Regions from separate parts of the Homo sapiens genome. Here region 1 is linked to region 2. The links are chromatin loops, found by intact Hi-C in ENCODE. Cell type or tissue: PC-3. All regions are shown on one strand. Each heading gives the region's core, and the rest is flanking DNA. Links, peaks and the distances in the headings are about the cores only.

Evidence for each region. Peaks named below come from ENCODE experiments on the same cell type or tissue, not always from the same donor. Only the 100,000 strongest peaks of a DNase experiment are listed, where the experiment ranks them.
Region 1: a loop joins it to region 2, with 7 times the contacts of the local background. A loop is called at or near these places in 2 of 110 quality-filtered maps.

What each region holds. Positions count from the first base shown.
Region 1 is chr1:49,022,452-49,030,794 of GRCh38, reverse strand. All of the region lies in intron 5 of AGBL4 (AGBL carboxypeptidase 4), which reads left to right. LOC105378706 (a long non-coding RNA gene) reads right to left here and starts at 5,200. Exons shown (of 3, transcript XR_947309.3): 1 at 5,130-5,200. In PC-3, for the core only: no CTCF peak of the experiment used is centred there; no DNase peak of the experiment used is centred there; H3K27ac peaks cover 753 bases.
Region 2 is chr1:48,933,038-48,941,380 of GRCh38, reverse strand. The region is part of intron 5 of AGBL4 (AGBL carboxypeptidase 4); the gene reads left to right. Among named protein-coding and RNA genes, the nearest start is that of BEND5, 160 kb to the right of the region's middle. In PC-3, for the core only: a CTCF peak has its summit at 3,375; no DNase peak of the experiment used is centred there; H3K27ac peaks cover 531 bases.

The DNA.
Region 1 (8,343 bases), core at 301-8,300, 89 kb before region 2:
ACAAAAATACCATAGACTAGGTGGCTTAAACCAACGGTCCCCAACCTTTTTGGCACCAGGGACTAGTTTTGTGGAAGAGACATTTTCCACTGACCAGCATGGTGGGGGTGGTTTCGGGATGAAACTTCTACCTCATATTATCAGGCATTAGTTAGATCCTCATAAGGAGCACACAACCTAGATCCCTTCCTTTCACAGTTCACAATAGGGTTCGCACTCCTTTGAGAATCTAATGCCACCACTGATCTGACAGGAGACAGAGGTCAGCTGGTAATGCTCTCTGGCCTGCCACTCACCTCCTGCTCTGTGACCTGGTTCCTAACATACCAGGGACCAGTATCCTGGTTGGGGACCCCTGGCTTAAACAACAGAAATGTATTTCTCACACTTTTGGAGGCTAAAAGTCCAAAATCAAGTTGCTGGCAGATCCAGTGTCTGTTGAGGGCCCACTTCCTGGTTTTCAGTCGGCTGTCTTGTTATATCCACATGGCAGAGAGCAGAGACAGAGAAATCGTGGTCTCTAGTGTGTTTTCATAAGAGCATTAAACCCATTCGTGAAGGTTCCACCCACAGTGACCTAATTACCTCTCAAAGGCCCCACCTCCTAATAGCATCACATTGGGGATTAGGATTTCAGCATACAAATTTTGAGAGGACACAAATATTCAGTCCATAGCATGTATCTAAAAAGCAATTGCCTGGCCAAAGGTCACAAAGATTTACTCCTATGTTTTCTTCTAAGAGCTTTATAATTTTCGCTCTTCCATTGATGTTTATGATTCATTTTAAGTTAGTTTTAGCAGATGGTGTAAGAAAATGTTCCAATTTATGCCTGTCCCATAACTATTTATTGAAAAAATTGTTCTTTCCCCCACTTTATTGTCTTGGTACCCTTGTCAAAAATCAGTTGACTATACATGTAAGAGTTTATTTCTGGACTTTCAGTTACATTCTATTGATCTATATGTCTATCCTTGTGCCAGTACAATACTGTCTTCATTACTGTACCTTTGTAGTAAGTTTTGAAATCATTAAATGTCAGCTCTCCAACTTTTTCTTCTTCAAGATTGTTTTGGCTATACATGGTGCCATGCATTTTTATGTGAATTTTAGGATCACCTTATCAATTTCTACAAAAAAGCCAGATGAGATTTTGATAGTTATTGCACTGAACCTGTAAATTAGTGTGGAGAATATTGCCATATCAACAATATTTAATTTTCTGATGCATGAATGTGGGATGTTTTTATTTAGATCTTCTTTAATGTCTTTCAAAAATATTTTATAGATTTCAGTATAAGCAAGGTTTGTACTTATTTTGTTAAATTCATTTCTACATATTTTATCCTTTTGAGGCTATTGTAAATAAGCTTGTTTTCTTAATTTTGTTTTGGACTTAAATACAAATTTAGCTTTGCATTTTCATTCTGCAACCTTTCTGAACCCATTTATTATTTCTAATTGTTTTTTATTAGATTCCTTAAGATTAAAACACAAGATCATATCATCTGCAAGTAGATATATTTTTACTTCTTCCTTTTATTTCATTCTTCTGTTTCTTTTCTCACCTAATTACCTGGGCCATTATGGATAGTTTAGTTGAATGTTAAATAGAAGTGGCAAGAGCAGACTTCTTTGCCTTGTTCCTTATCTTAGAGGTAAAGCATCCAGTCTTTCACCATTAAATATGACATTAGCTTTGGAGCTTTTTATAGATGCCCTTTATCATGTTGAGTAAGTTTTCTTCTTCTTCTAGTTTGTTGAGTATTTTTATCATGAAAGGGTGTTGGATTGTATCAAATGATTTTTCTGTGTCTATTGAAATGATCATGTGGTTATTGTCCTTTATTTTATTAAAATTGTATATTATGTTGATTGATTTTCAGATATTAAACCAACCTTGCATTCATGGGATAAATCCCATTTGGTCACAGTACATAATCCTTTTTATATGTTGCTGGATTCAGTCAGGTAGGATTTTGTTGAGGATTTTTGTGTTTATATTCACAAGAGATATTGATATTCAGGGGTTTTCTTTGGCAATGTCTTTGTCTAGTTTGGGTATCAAAGTAGTCCTGGCCTGATGGAATCATATTGACAGATTTGTTCTTTCAGCACTTTGAATACGTCATCTCACTTTCTTCAGCCCTCTATTGTTTCTGCTGACAAGTCAGCTATTAATCTTATTGGAATTCCCTAGTAGGTGATGAATCACTTTTCTCTTGCTGGTTTCAATATATTCTCTTTGTGCTAAGCTTTCATCATTTTGACTATGATGTGCCTGATTGTGGATCTCCATGAGTTTATCCTACTTCAAGTTTGGTGAACTTATTGGATGTATAATTATTTTTCATTAACTGCCTTGGGCATACTTGAGCATCTGGGCTGGTCTTCCTCTATTGGTATCACATCAAGCTATTACCCTGTATTAATCGCTAGCTGATTGTTCTGTTTTCTCTAGGGGCAATAATTGTTTCACAGTCTGATCCAGTTAATATAGACCCCTTTTGCAGGGGCAAGGTATTGCTAGTCTTTCAGGCTGCTCTGCCCCCTGAAGTGTCCTTCTTAGCTATCTTTCCTCCCTAATTCTTTATTCTAACCTTCTAGCTAGTCTGTTGTTTTACTTGTTGCTATAAATCTCATGTAGTGACCAGCTTCCTTTTATTTGCTTGCCACACTAGGATCTCTGTTGTTTTTGACATTACCCTTTGGCATAAATTTCACTACAAGCTGTTCCAAATGAACTCAATCCCCTTATGCAGTGTTGTGGAGTTATTTGTTCTTATTGCTTGCCATTCTCCCTGAACAGAACCTCTATGCCACTGCCCTAGAACTGGGGGCAGGGACAGTGCCCACTTCTCCTAGAGTGTCACCCCTGCTCTATGAGCTAGGCTCTGGGTAGGGACAGTAGCCCCTGGTCTTCTTGTCTTGCCCATCTTGGCCTGAAACCTCTGTCCTGCAAATTAGCTGGGCCGAGGGCATTTGGCTTCTAATACTCTTGGTCTACCATGCCTGGTTTAGAGTTTTCATTCTATGAGTAAGGTCTGGTGGGGGAAGGAAGACTTATTTCTTAGCAGCATCCACCTTGAATAGAGCTTCTTCAATATAGAATGGGGATGGGGGCTATGTGAGAGGTGCTTGTGGCCTGCCCCTCCCAAGGTGAAATCATAGCTATAGACTAGGAAGTAGGTAGAGAGGGAACTAATATTCTTGATGGCATACTCTTGGAGTACAGCTTCCATCCCACTGAGTTAGAGGGTGGGAATTTGAGCAGGTCATGGTTCAAATGGCTTTAAATGACTTCAAATGATTGTTTTTAAAAATAATTTTTAGGCTGGGCACGGTGGCTCATGCCTATAATCCCAGTACTTTGAGGGGCTGAGGCAGGTGGATCACCTGAGGTCAGGAGTTTGAGACTAGCCTGGCCAACATAGTGAAACTCCGTCTCTACTAATAATACAAAAAAATTAGCTGTGTGTCATGGCACACACCTGTAATCTCAGCTACTCGGGAAGCTTAGGCAGGAGAATCGCTTGAACCTGGGAGGCGGAGGTTGTAGTGAGCCGAGATCACGCCATTGCACTCCAGCATGGGCAACAAGAGTGAAACTCCGTCTCAAAAAAGAAAAAAAAATTAGCAGTTAAACGGTTGTTTTGCTGGGAAGAAGGTATGCTGTGCTCCTTCTACCACCATTCTGAAAGTTAATCTCTGCTGTAAAAAGCCTCTTTATACACAGCCTATTTCATTGACTCTTTTGACTTAAGTCCTCTGTTGGGCCCTCATTACAAATACAAGAAAACACAATCAATTTTATTGGAATTAAATAATTTGCCTTCTCCCCTTTACTGTCCCCTCCCCCAAAACCAGTAAGTGAACCATCAGTTGATATAAAGGGGAAAAATTAAATGAACAAATTATTCATTAAACAAATATTTATGAATCACATGTAATGAGATAGGAAATACTGGGAACCAAGGACATAGATGTGCTTCAGAAGTGGTTCTTATTTTTATGAGCTCATAATCAAATAGGGAAGAGAAATGCAAGAACAAACAAAAATTCTGCACCATTTAAGTTCATAATAGAAATATTCAGGATATCTGGTGAGCTGCTGAAATAAAGTCATTATGTTTGACTGTGCATTGTGTGAGGACAGGGACCATGCCTAATTCAAGCACAGATGTGAATTCTAAAGTGGTTCTCAGTGACTGTATATTGACTAACTGCATCAGTAAATGACAGAATTAGATGAAATTTGGCCCAGTGCAAATGCCCTTTCTCTAAAAATTATCCTTGATTCCCCTCAGCTATAAGTGAACTCATCAGCAATTTCTCTTACTTTCTGTAGACTCCTGGTATTTCCTGCCCTATTTTATGACTCTGTTGTGTATATCAAATTTCTTTTTCTAAATTGGTTGCTCCTTGAGCTTAGTAACTGTGCCTGATTTGCTTTCAGAGTTCTTTTTTGGCCCGACAGTGGGAAAGCTCAATAAATTTAATGTAATGTATATTATTTTAAATGCCTTGAAAGAACAAACAAGAGCTGAGACAACTTTCTCCCTTTCTTCTTCTAGGGCAGTGGACTCTGTACATACAGGAAAATGGTAGGATATTAGACTATGTAAACTAGAGCTCAATTTTTATGCAATCTATTTCTTTTGAACCTGAGTTTTTCCAAGAATCTCATATAGATATAAATATACAAAACCATCCCAAGCCAGATCTTATGGGGGCAATGACAATGTCCTAAAACTGATTTGTGGTAGTAGAGGCACACTTGGTAAATTTACTAAAAATCATTAAATTGCACACTTGAAATAGATGACATATTACATGTAAAAAATGCTTCAATAAAGTTGAAAAAACTCCCATTCTCTGAGCAAATGCCAAATATGAACCTCTTTTAGCAAGATTTTATTAATCAGTCTAGAGATTACAGAAAGCAAAGATGGTTATGAAAATAATAAATCCGGAAACTCCACAGCCCACTTATTATTTTTTCATTAAATATATTTATACTATGAATGCAATTTTCTCAGGTTTGTGAGATATTTTTGTATTTAGGGCATGTCTATGACTGAGGCAGGTGCAGAAGTCAGGCTGTTGGAGCTGTAATTCCTTCTTATTACCTTTGGGTATGGTCACACTTTGTCACCTCCTCTGAAGCCACATTTTCACTTGGTTGAATCAGAAGATATATAACATTAGGTCACAAGGCAATTTCTTTTATCTGTGTAATAGAATGTCATAGCCAAGAAGAATCCCAAGTTCTTCTGGTTCTAGAGTTTTAAAACTGTGCTCCCCATATCCCTGAGGAGGAGTGAGGGCTCTGACTTCTCTTGTCCTTTCTGCCAAATACACTGGAACATCCTGTTTATTGGCCTTCTCCATAAACTTAGTTTGAAGAAAAGACTTAACTGCTACTGTTTAAAGGCCTCTCTCTCTTTCTGTGCTGGAGACAGAGGGTCCAGAGAAGGGAGATAACTTTCCTGAGTCACCCAGCGAATTAGTGGGACAAGTTTAGTTGGAAACGCAGCTGCTGACTTCTAGATTAGCCTCTGTCCACTGCAACTCACTCCTCTTCCAGACCTGTTTGCAAGGTTTTCTTGTTTGTTTATCCACTCTCTGCAAACATTAACTGAGTACGTTCAAGGCAGTAAGAAAGAAATTAGGTGCATAAGTTAGTATAGTGTGGGCTACATAGGTTAGAACCTTAACTCTGCCACTTATTCACTGTGTAACTTTGGGCCAGTTACTCAAACTCTTCGTGCCTCTTTTCCTCATACATTAGCACCCTACCCTCTACCCCGATAGATATCCAGAGAAACCCCCTATTAGTTAAAATGTAAGTAGAACGATCATCAAGGCTGGAGCCATATGGGGATTTGAATTTTGGCTATCTCAAATAACCTCTCTAGAGTCACCAGCAAACTAGACATTGTGACTTAGCTTAAGGGTTTCTGTGATGACAAGAGGCTTCTAGTAGATATTGGATAACAGAAGTGAAATTGAATTGTTTGTAAGTTCTTGGATATAACGCATTTGTAATACCATATCTCCCTTAGACTCCAAGCTCCCCGAAGGCATACAATTTGTCATATAAAAATTAAACCAGCTAACATTTATAGAGTGCTTACTACATGTCAAACATGATAATAGGTTATTTATTTTCTCAGTCAAACCTTCAGCAACTTTATGAAGCTGGTACTATTATTTTCCCCACTTTGAAGATGGGGAAACTGAGGCACAGAAAGGTTAAGTAACTTGTCCAAGATTACCCTACTAATAAGTAAAATACTTGTATAGAAGAAATTAAGGAGTAGATGACTGATGAGGAATGAGAAAGGAACATGAAAACCTGGCTGGGGAATCAGAAAGAATTGCTATGGGGAAGTAACGTTTGAACTCTATCTTACAGGGTATATAATGGGTGAGAGCATGGCATATTGGAGATGTGGTAAAGAGTAAAGATTGGAAAGACATCTAGAAAGTTAAATGATTCTCCCTGTCATGTTCAGGATTGGCTGAAGTCTGTGGAGAAGGATGTTTGAGAGTGCGAGGAGGAAAGATAAACCATATTAATCCATTAAATATATATCTTGAGCCAACCATATGAAAAATGGGCTGGGAACTAAGGAAGATACACTATCTATGATTATCTGTAATTTCTTTTTGTTAGTAAACTCAACTTATCAAAATTAATTATCTAAGCATTAACTTTTCTTCATCTTCTTGATTGACCCTATATCTTGGTCAGCTGCAGATACCTTGCCAATTGCTCTCAGTTACTAGCATTTACCTCTCAAAGTGAAAGGTACAACAGCCTCCTGCTTAAGCAAGTGGGAGACTGAACTTAGTTTCTCAGGACACTTCTTTCAGATTAAAGCTATTAAGAAAACCTGATGCCATTGAAAAATCATTGAGGTAATGTCCTCACATGTTTTAATTAGAGGGCAGAGGTAGGCAAAGGAAGAAGGCATACATAAGAAGGGTACAGTTTTAGATGTTAGACAGTTTGGGATTCTGCCATTTATAATATTGGTGGCTATGAATAAATTATATGTGAAAAGTTAATGGCGATGGATAAGTTACCTGTAGCTGACCTTTTGGATTCCAGGGCTTCTCACCTTCTAAACAAGGATAATAAATACAACTTTGCAATGTTGTCATGAGGTTGCAATTAGAGTTAATATAGTAGAGTGCTGTCATATTAAGAGTGCTCAACAAATAATGATTATTGTGGCTTTTATTGGTAAAGTCCATATTTGAAATCTTAAAATCATAGTATTTTGGAGATAGGAGATCTGAATAAATCATTTGGCCCAACTTACTCTTGGGCCTATTCCAATTTTAGAAATTGAAATTGAGGGCAAGGGACTCACTCAATTCACACAGCTGGATAATACCAAAGCCTGAATGAGCTGCTGGATCTCCAGTACCCCCTGATTCTAGGACCTTAAAGATACCCATACTAACTGAGCCTGCCTCATTAGTTGCTGGCCCAGACCTGAACCTTGACACAGTCTTGGCTTTTTTCATCTAAACCTTGTCCTGATTTCATGGGGCCTCCAGGCCTCAAGGTAGAACATACTCTCAGCATACCTTCCTGCTCCCAAGATGGCCTGAGCCCTTCTCCATTCCTAAGTTAAAAGTAAGGATGACCAGGTAAGTAGGCAGAGCTTTTCTCTTGTTGACTCAGGTCCATGGTCAACATAGATTCTCCATTTCAATGTTGTAACCCTTTTACTATGCTTTCAATATGGCTTAATGAAAAGACCAAGGGCTTTTATTTAAGAAGGACTTGATTTTTAGTGCTGCTTGCACTGTTTTCAACATTTATCTCTGGACAAGTTCATTAAACTCTTTGATCCCCAGTTGCCTCATTTGTAATTTGGAATTGTTCATAATTGTTAGGAATTGTTAGGAAAATTAAATGAGTGACTAGCAAAGAGCCTAGCATAGTGCTGGTACACAGTAGGTATTCCACAACATATACATGAATAGTAATATACACCTTATTAATACCTATTTCTCAGAAAGACATTTGTATGTGTCTTAAATAAATCAATTCTTCCAGATGGACCCATCTATTTTGCCAAGAAGAGTAAGTTCACATGTCAATAGGAATTGAGGAGAAGGTTACAGGGGCTGAGAGAGGCATTCTACAGTTTATCAAGGAACGAGCTCCAACTCATTACTGCTAGATAAGCTATCATTATAGCAGTCCTGGATGTGGGTCTCCCCCATTAGCCAGAGAAGTCTTCAAGAGAAGTGTTTGGGATTTTATTCCTCTTTGTGGCTACAAAGAGGTAGGTATGACTGATGAATGCTCAGTAGGTTCTC
Region 2 (8,343 bases), core at 219-8,218:
GGCCAATCCTGTATCCCAGTGCCAGAAATTAACTCCCTAGAGAACACTTCTTCCCACAAAGTGCCCTTCTTGTTATGCTCACTTCAATAGTGTCCCACAGCAAACACCTTGGGTTCCAAAGTGTTACAGAATTTAGTGATCCATCTCTTTTGATTCACACACTCAGAGCTATTAATCTGGGTCATATGCTCAGGCTGCCAGAGTATCTGATATTCACTATACTAGGAGCCACCACTGCCCTCTGATGTTCAGGGTCCATGGCTGCTTCATTCTGCTGGACTCTTCCCTTTGGACACATTTTCTCTGAAGCTTCTATTGATCCTCTGCAATAACTTACATCAGATTCCCTTCCTCCTTTCTTCTTTTTCTCTTTTCTCCCCTTTCTCTGCCTGCCCACTCCCCTCCTTTCCCAATTTATCTAATATGTCTGTGTATTTGTCAGAACCCCTGAAAAGGTTCAAATGTTAAGTTTTGGTTTTGATTTTTGCTCACCACAAAACTCATATGTAGCTCTGACTTTACTTAACCCTTCTTGCTTTCTAAGATAGAAAGGACAATTGAATCTCAGGGTTGGAATAACCAATGATTGAGAGCAAGCTGAACTTTTCAGTAGCTGCCTTCTATTTAAAAGTTTGTCACTGATTTGCAGTCTTTGGATATAACCGTTGAGGGTAGGAGGCAGGAGGAAGTTTCCCAGCTTCACTCATCATAAGCACCTTTTCCCAGGTCTGGTGCCACCAAACCTAGACAGCCTATCAAATGGGTAAGTACCCTGGCCAGTGTCTGTTTCTTAAGAAATATGTAGGGGACAGGCACATATCTGTAAACCATTTTCATTTCCCAAAACACTACTTGTAGCCTACAAAGGGTGCTTTCCACTCTTTTAATTCAACTAGAGGTGGTGAAAGGATCTAGTTCTGGTCTCATCACTACTACTTACTGTGTACTTTGAGCCCGTCACTTGAACTCTGCCAATTTCCTCAACTCTTCTTTTTTTTTCTTGAGATGGAGTCTCACTCTTGTTGCCCAGGTTGGAGTGCAGTGGCATGATCTCGGCTCACTGCAACCTCCGCCTCCTGGGTTCAAGCAATTCTTCTGCCTCAGCCTCCTGAGTAGCTGGGATTACAGGCGTGTGCCACCACGCCCCACTAATTTTTGTATTTTTAGTAGAGAAGAGGTTTCACCATGTTGGCCAGGCTGGTTTCGAACTCCTGACCTCGTGATCTGCCCACCCGGGCCTTCCTCAACTCTTAAATGGGGTTAGCAGTCTCCAACCTGCTTATCTCACAAGGACATTGCAGTCACCAAGGGTTCCTGGAAAACTGTAAAGGGACTAGAACAGGGTTTTGCAACCTCAGCACTATCGACATTTTGCGCCAGATAATTCTTTGGTGAGGTGGTCTGTCCTGTGCATTGTAGGATGTTTAGCAGCATTGTGGCCACCCACTAGATGCCAGTGGCACCCTCCTCCTAGTTGTGATAACTAAAAATATCTCCAGATATTATCAGATGTCCGCTGTGGGTTAAAATTATCCCTGGTTTAGAATCACTAAATGAGGAAGCTGTTCATTATTAATGTTGTCATTGTTGAATTCAGATCCAAAGCAGAATGCCCTCTTTGAAGAAGGAGAGCAAACCTGAAGGGCAGAGTGGGGCCCCCACTTGCCTACATGGAGAGGGAAAGGACAAACCTAGAAGGTACAGAAGCTGATTTGCTTCATCTTGGCTATATCACGGAGGCATTCAGTTGCGTCAGGGATAGGAAGATGGCTGAAGGGCAATGTCCAGCCTTTAACCTCCAAAGAGCAGATCAACATCCAGCCTAATACTTACAGAGCCCCTGCCTTTCCTCCCCCTCCTGGAGGCCCCTTTCTTGAGCTTTTAATTTGTTTTCACAGCAGTTTGAACAAATTGAATTTGTTAATTAAAGTGCTAAAATGAAATGCTGAGCATTATTGACTAGATGCTAATGCCATTAACGGGACTGAAGGAGAGGGACCCAGCCTGTCAATCGCTGTACAAATCAGATCAGCAGAGGCCACAGTACAGGCTGTGCCTGAAGGCTGAAGGGACAGACCTGTCTACACGTTATGTGATTTTGTCTTTATCAGTCAGGATCTGTAATTGCCAAGACATTCTTTTAGCAAATAGTTAACTCCTTTGTGCCAGGAATTGTTCTGTGTGCTAAGTATATACTGATGAATCACACAAAAACCCACCCTCAGGAATCTCAGGGTCCAATGGGGAAAAGACATAAAGAGATGTTGCTCTAGCATAGCACAGGAGTTTAAGAGTTCAGGTTTTGGAGGCAAAAGACCTAAAGTTCAAATCCAGACTCTGCCTCTGACAGTCAGGGTAAGTCAACTTCAAAGTATTTTTCTGTAAAAAGGGGGTGATGATACTAGTCGCTCCTCCACTGGGCTTCCTTGAAGATTAAATGTGATAATTCAGGTAAGACACTTAGCACAGTCTATGGCACAGGGTAAGTGTTCAGTAACAGGCATGATGTACTTATTACCACATATTATGAAGTTAAACACAAATATTGGGGGAAAACAAAAGGAGAGGCATTAGATCTGCTTTGGGGAGATTAATTAAGGGTTCTTTGAAATGTGATACTTGGAGTTTGGCGTTCCAAATAGAGAACTGGGAGAAGGGCTTTAGGGGCAGAGAAAAGAGTATATGCAAAGTTACGTACATATACAAATGCCCAATTTATTTCGGGATGTAGAAGTCTGTGGGGATAGACAGAGGGCTGGATCTGAAAGATGCCCTAATATCAGCTTCTCAGGCCTTCACAGCTGCTGGGTTCCTGACTTGGAATAGTCTTTTATCTCTTCTCTTTGCTGACTTCTTATCATTCCCGTTTAAATGTCACCTCCTCAGAGAAGCCATCCCCAACTACTCCTTCTAAAGAAAGTAGATTATCCTATTGTCATAGAACGCTGTGTTCCCCCCTTTATAGTACTTATTACAATGTATAATTACATATTTTATATACTTATTTAATCTCTGTCTCTTTCATTAGGGTATAACTCCGTGATGGCAGGGATCATATTTGTTTGTTTTTACCACTGGATAAGGTGCACAGCATAGCACAGAGCCTGGCACATAGTAGACATTAATATTTGTTGAGCAGATGATTGAGTTATGTGCCAGAATAGGCAGGTAAGACGCCAGTGCTTTGTTTGCATAAGGCCCAAACATTTTGGTTGATAGCATATCTATATTGGTAAATCACTTAAACAGAGAAGGGAAAGCAATACTTCTTGAATGCCTACCATGAACCATACACCTTCAGTACTTTATTTTTAATCCTTTCAGTAATTGTAGGATGTAGATATTATAGTCCCAATATTAGGAATGAGGAAATTGAGACTCAGAGAAGTTAGGTTACTTACTCCAAAGCACCCTGCTGATAAGTCGAAGAACTGCAATTAAAACCCAGGTCTGTTTGGCTCCCACTCCTGTGCTCTGGAATGCTTAAGGGATTAGAAATGTCCCAAAGAGACTAAGAATCCAAAGCAGTAGTGGGTATGGAAGGTAACAGCAGTGATTTCCTAAGGACCTGGGTTCTAGCCCCAGAGACATGGTTAAAATTTTATAGCAGTTGCCTGCTTTTTGAGTCTGACAAGCCTCCATTTTACTGTCAAAAATGTGAAATTCATAATTAGGCAATAATGTGCTGAAGCCTGATTTTATTTGGTTATTTTATTTCCATTAAAGTCATCAAAAGTGATTTATTGATTACAAAAGAAAAAAAGAGGAAAAAAAACACTTTCAAATGTCAAATGTTTGCAGGCAACTTAACAGATCCCGGGCTCTGGGGTAGCAGTTAGTGAATGTCATGGAGAAACAGCATATACTTGAAACCCATAATCAGAGTCTAGGGTCTGTATATACCTTATTTTTTTGAAGGCATGTCACACAATGAAAACACTAGTAACAAAGGAAGAAAAAATCTATGAAACTGACTAATAATGAAGCTGAATCACTGATGGCCTGATTTTATGATGGCTACAAAGCCATCCAGTGGAGTGGTGTTGGTTATTATAATAATAACTCCCACCAATTCAGCCAAGTGTCATCATCTGACTCTAAAGCTAATCATAGCTCTACCATTCTCCAGTCATGGCATCTTGAGCAATATACTTTACTTCTCTGAGGTTAATATTCTCATCTGCACAATGGGCTTATACTTTCTGCAGGCAGCTTTAATAGAAACGGCCTAGATGGAAATTGGATGCTTAGATTCAAGTACTATGTCTGCCAGCCTCACTTCAAGATATCAGGAAAGTCACATTCTTACTTCCGGCCTTGATTTACCTGTCTGTCAAGGAAGAAGATTGGATGATATGTTTGCTGAGGCCCCTTTCAGTTGTGATATTTTGTATTTTCAAGAGGACAAAGTTCTTCATGGGTATAAAAGATGCTAGATTTTGAAGTTATCATTAAGGGAGATTCCCAATTGCCCTTACAATTCTGATTAATTCTGAGGGGATTTTCCAAGTTTTTCCTCAAACTTGCTGAAGAACCTTGAGAAAGTCACTTAACCTGACTGAGTTTCTCCATCCATAAAATAGGGTAATTTTGTGCACTTAGCATGGTTTTCTGATAATATGAAATAAATAAAGGAAAAAGATCTTTGCAAACAAACCGTAAAATGCCCTTTTACTATTATTTGCAAATAAGACCGGGATGATTCATTCTCACCATGTAGCCAAGAAAATGTCATAGCCAGATTGGGGTGGCTACTTCAATGCCAGCAAGTACTCAAGCCTTCCTCAAGAACTCAAAGCTGCTTCAGTGTTACAATCAACCATCAGAGTGCAGTTCTTCTGAGCTGTGTGGAGCTGAGGGGACTGTAAGGGCCCATTGCAGTTGCCAATCAAACAGTACTCCTGTAACCAAACTGCTTCCAACTGGCTTTTCATGTCTCTTTTGGTCTCAGACATTATCTCCGTGAAGGTTTGCCTGGCCTGTGGATTGTCATCATAGAGGGTGGCTTTCCAAAGTTGCCTACCTAAGGAGAGGAAGGATACCGAGAAACTGTAGAAAGGGAAATGCTCTTTACTTTACAAAAACAGAAGGCAGTAGATTTCTTGTACTTTTTCTTCATAGTCAGGATATCACTTTGTCACCCAGGCTGGAGTGGAGTGGTGCTCAAGCAATCCTCCTACCTCCTACCTCCGCCTCCCAAGTAGCTGGGACTACAGGCATGCACCACCATACCCAGCTAATGTTTTAAAAATCTTTTGTAGAGACAGGGTCTCACTATGTTGCCCAGGTTGGTCTCAAGCTCCTGGCCTCAAGCTATGCTCTTCCTTGGCCTCCCAAAGCACTGAGATTACAGCCATGAGCCACCACACCCAGCCATCTTGTATCTTTTTTTTTTTTTTTTTTTTTTTTTTTTTTTTTTTTTCAGACAGAGTCTCGCTCTGTCACCCAGGCTGGAGGGCAGTGGCATGATTTTGGCTCACTGCAACGTCCGCCTCCCAGGTTCAAGCGATTCTCCTGCCTCAGCCTCCTGAGTAGCTGGGATCACAGGTGCCTGCTACCACGCCCAGCTGATTTTTTGTATTTTTAGTAGAGATGGCGTTTCACCATGTTAGCCAGGCTGGTCTCAAACTCCTGGCCTCAAGTGATCTGCCCACCTAGGCCTCCCAAAGTGCTGAGATTACAGGTGTGAGCCACCACACCCAGCCCATCTTCTACTTGTTTACAAAACCAGGTAACTTGACATTTTCTTGCATGTTGGGGTTTGAGGAACTCAATGAATTATACCTCTGCTCTCTATCCAAGATCAGACCCAACTGAGAGATGAAGTCAGGTAAATTACCACTTAGAAAAGCTAGATTAGAGAGCATCGTTGAAGTGGGTGGCAACAAATACTGAACTCTAGAAACCTACCTCCCCTTGCCAATAACGAGCAGCAGTGCGGCAGAGCACAGACAGCAGAACTGAGTGTATGCTGTTTGTAGGTAGACTGATTTCAGAGAAAAGGGAGCATAAAGCTCTATTTTCCCACTGTCACCATTGGACAATTTACCCCACCCCTTAAAGACACTCTGGTAAGGGAAGGGGTGAGTAGGGTGGCAGGCAGGATGTTATTTTAGTGGGAATTCCTCCATATTGAAACATATCCATAGCCAATGGAAATATATTGGAGTGTTTTAAACAGCAGCGTGGCATAGTGAAATGCATATTTTGGAAATAACACTGGGATATTAAGTGGAAAGTGGATTTGAATCTAAAGTACAGTAGACATTGGTACAAATTCATGTCTTCCTAATTGCTCAGCAGGCTATAACCAAAATTGATTGTCTCTATAATTTTGATACATTTGTACTCTCAGAACTTTTCAATATCTTTGTTGAATGAATGAATGAACGACTGAAAATATGAAGTAGAAGTTTGACTTCTAGAGACAAGGTACAGGGCTCATTGAGTTAGGTAAGTACACCAAAAGCATGATCATACAAAGAAACTTGAAGAGATGGCTAGTATAACAAAGGACAGAGGATCTTAAAAGACTTGGAGCCAGGGACTGAATAGAACAACACCAAATTAAAGTTTTAGGCATCCTGGAGAAAGAATGAGACTCAGAACTAAGGCAGCAGCCGTGGGAATAGAAAGGAGGGGAATGGTCTGAAGGATTCTATGGAGACTGGTTGTAGGGATGAGGGTAATTAAAATCTCAGAGACCTCCTGGGTTTCTGGCTTAAGGAACCAGGTGGGTGGTGATGCCCTTTCCTGGGATAAGGAATTCTGGAGGAAGAGCATGTTGGGGGAAGATAATAGTTTACTTTGAGTTTGAGATGACTGGGGAACATCTGGGTGGTGATGTCTAGCATACCGTTGTGTATTTGGGTCTGAAGCTGAACAGAAAGGACCTAGATATCCACCAAGTATCCTTTCTATGTCTAAAGTGGACATGTAATATATCCTCCCAATTTCACTTTAGAGAGTGAAAGGTGATAGCATTAATAATCACAGTGGGACAACAGATATACATACTGAGACATGTGGTCACCCTGCCTTGCTATCCTGATCACCACATGCTCTAGTTCATTCATGCTGCCCCTTACTAAGCCCTTGGGATACATCCTGATGAGTGACACCCCTCCTGCTATAATAGCTGAGCGTCTTCAACCTGCCCTCTCCTCTCTTCAGAAAGCTAAGTCTCTCAGCCAGCCCCTAGACACGTGCATTATTGAATCATTCAGCCTAGAGTCTCCAGAGATATCAAACCTATTCTCAATCCCTTACCATTAGATAAACATTAGGGAAAAGAATGGGAATTAAACCTTTCTGTAGCTCCCCAGAGGCACTTACCAAAATAGGCTACCTCGTCAAAACAGCATTTAACTAAATGGGTGAGCAACGTCAACGAGGGAACCTGGGGAGAGAGGCAAGGGCTCATGCTAAGAAAGCAGCAAGGGGAACCAAGAAGATGCAAATCAGTTTTCAGGCCTTGGGACTATACAGGGCAGAGCTTAAGCAAAGAAAGTCCAACTCTTTTCACTGTCCCAAACAGAACCAATTGCTCCCTTTGGGCAAGGTTAAGTGGAGATGATTGGGAAGAAGTAATAATAAATACTAGTTAATGTGTGTGGTATGTTACACTTTCTAAAAGTTTCCCATCTAGCATTTCATTTTGATCTTTAGCAGAGGCCTGACAGAGAAACAGGAAAAAAATTACTATCTCCATTTAATGGCTGGAAACCGAAGGTTAGAGATGTGAAGTAACTTGCTTAGGGTCACACAGAGCTGCCTATTATTAGGATATAGAGCTAGTTGTAGGAATGGGGTTATTTGGACTCAAGAAGACATGGATGATACTTTTGCAGGGTCAAGGGAATAGATTTATTCCATGTGTTTCCACAAGCCATCATGTCTGATGAATAAAAGCTATAGGGAGCAGATCCCAACTAAAAAAATAAAAGTCAGCTGTCTGACTTCTTGATATGATATGGGCTGCCTTGTAAGGTAGTGAGCTTCCTGTCTCTGGATGAGTTTAAGGCAAAGTTGGATGGCCATTGTATTTTAAAAGAAATTATCTGCACTAAGTAGGAGGCTAAACTAAATGATCTCTAAGATTTTCTAGGTATTTCTTGAACATCTACCATATGATAAATACCATATATATGTGTATATATACAAACAAATACACATACACATATGTACACACACACATATATATCTTTATTTCATTTTCAGAATAACCATGGAAGGTAGAGACTATGATTAACTCTATTTTATAGAAAGGAGAACTGAGTCTCAGGGATGGTAATATATTTGAAATAATTGATACTAGTTCAGGCCTTTCTTTAAAGCAAACCA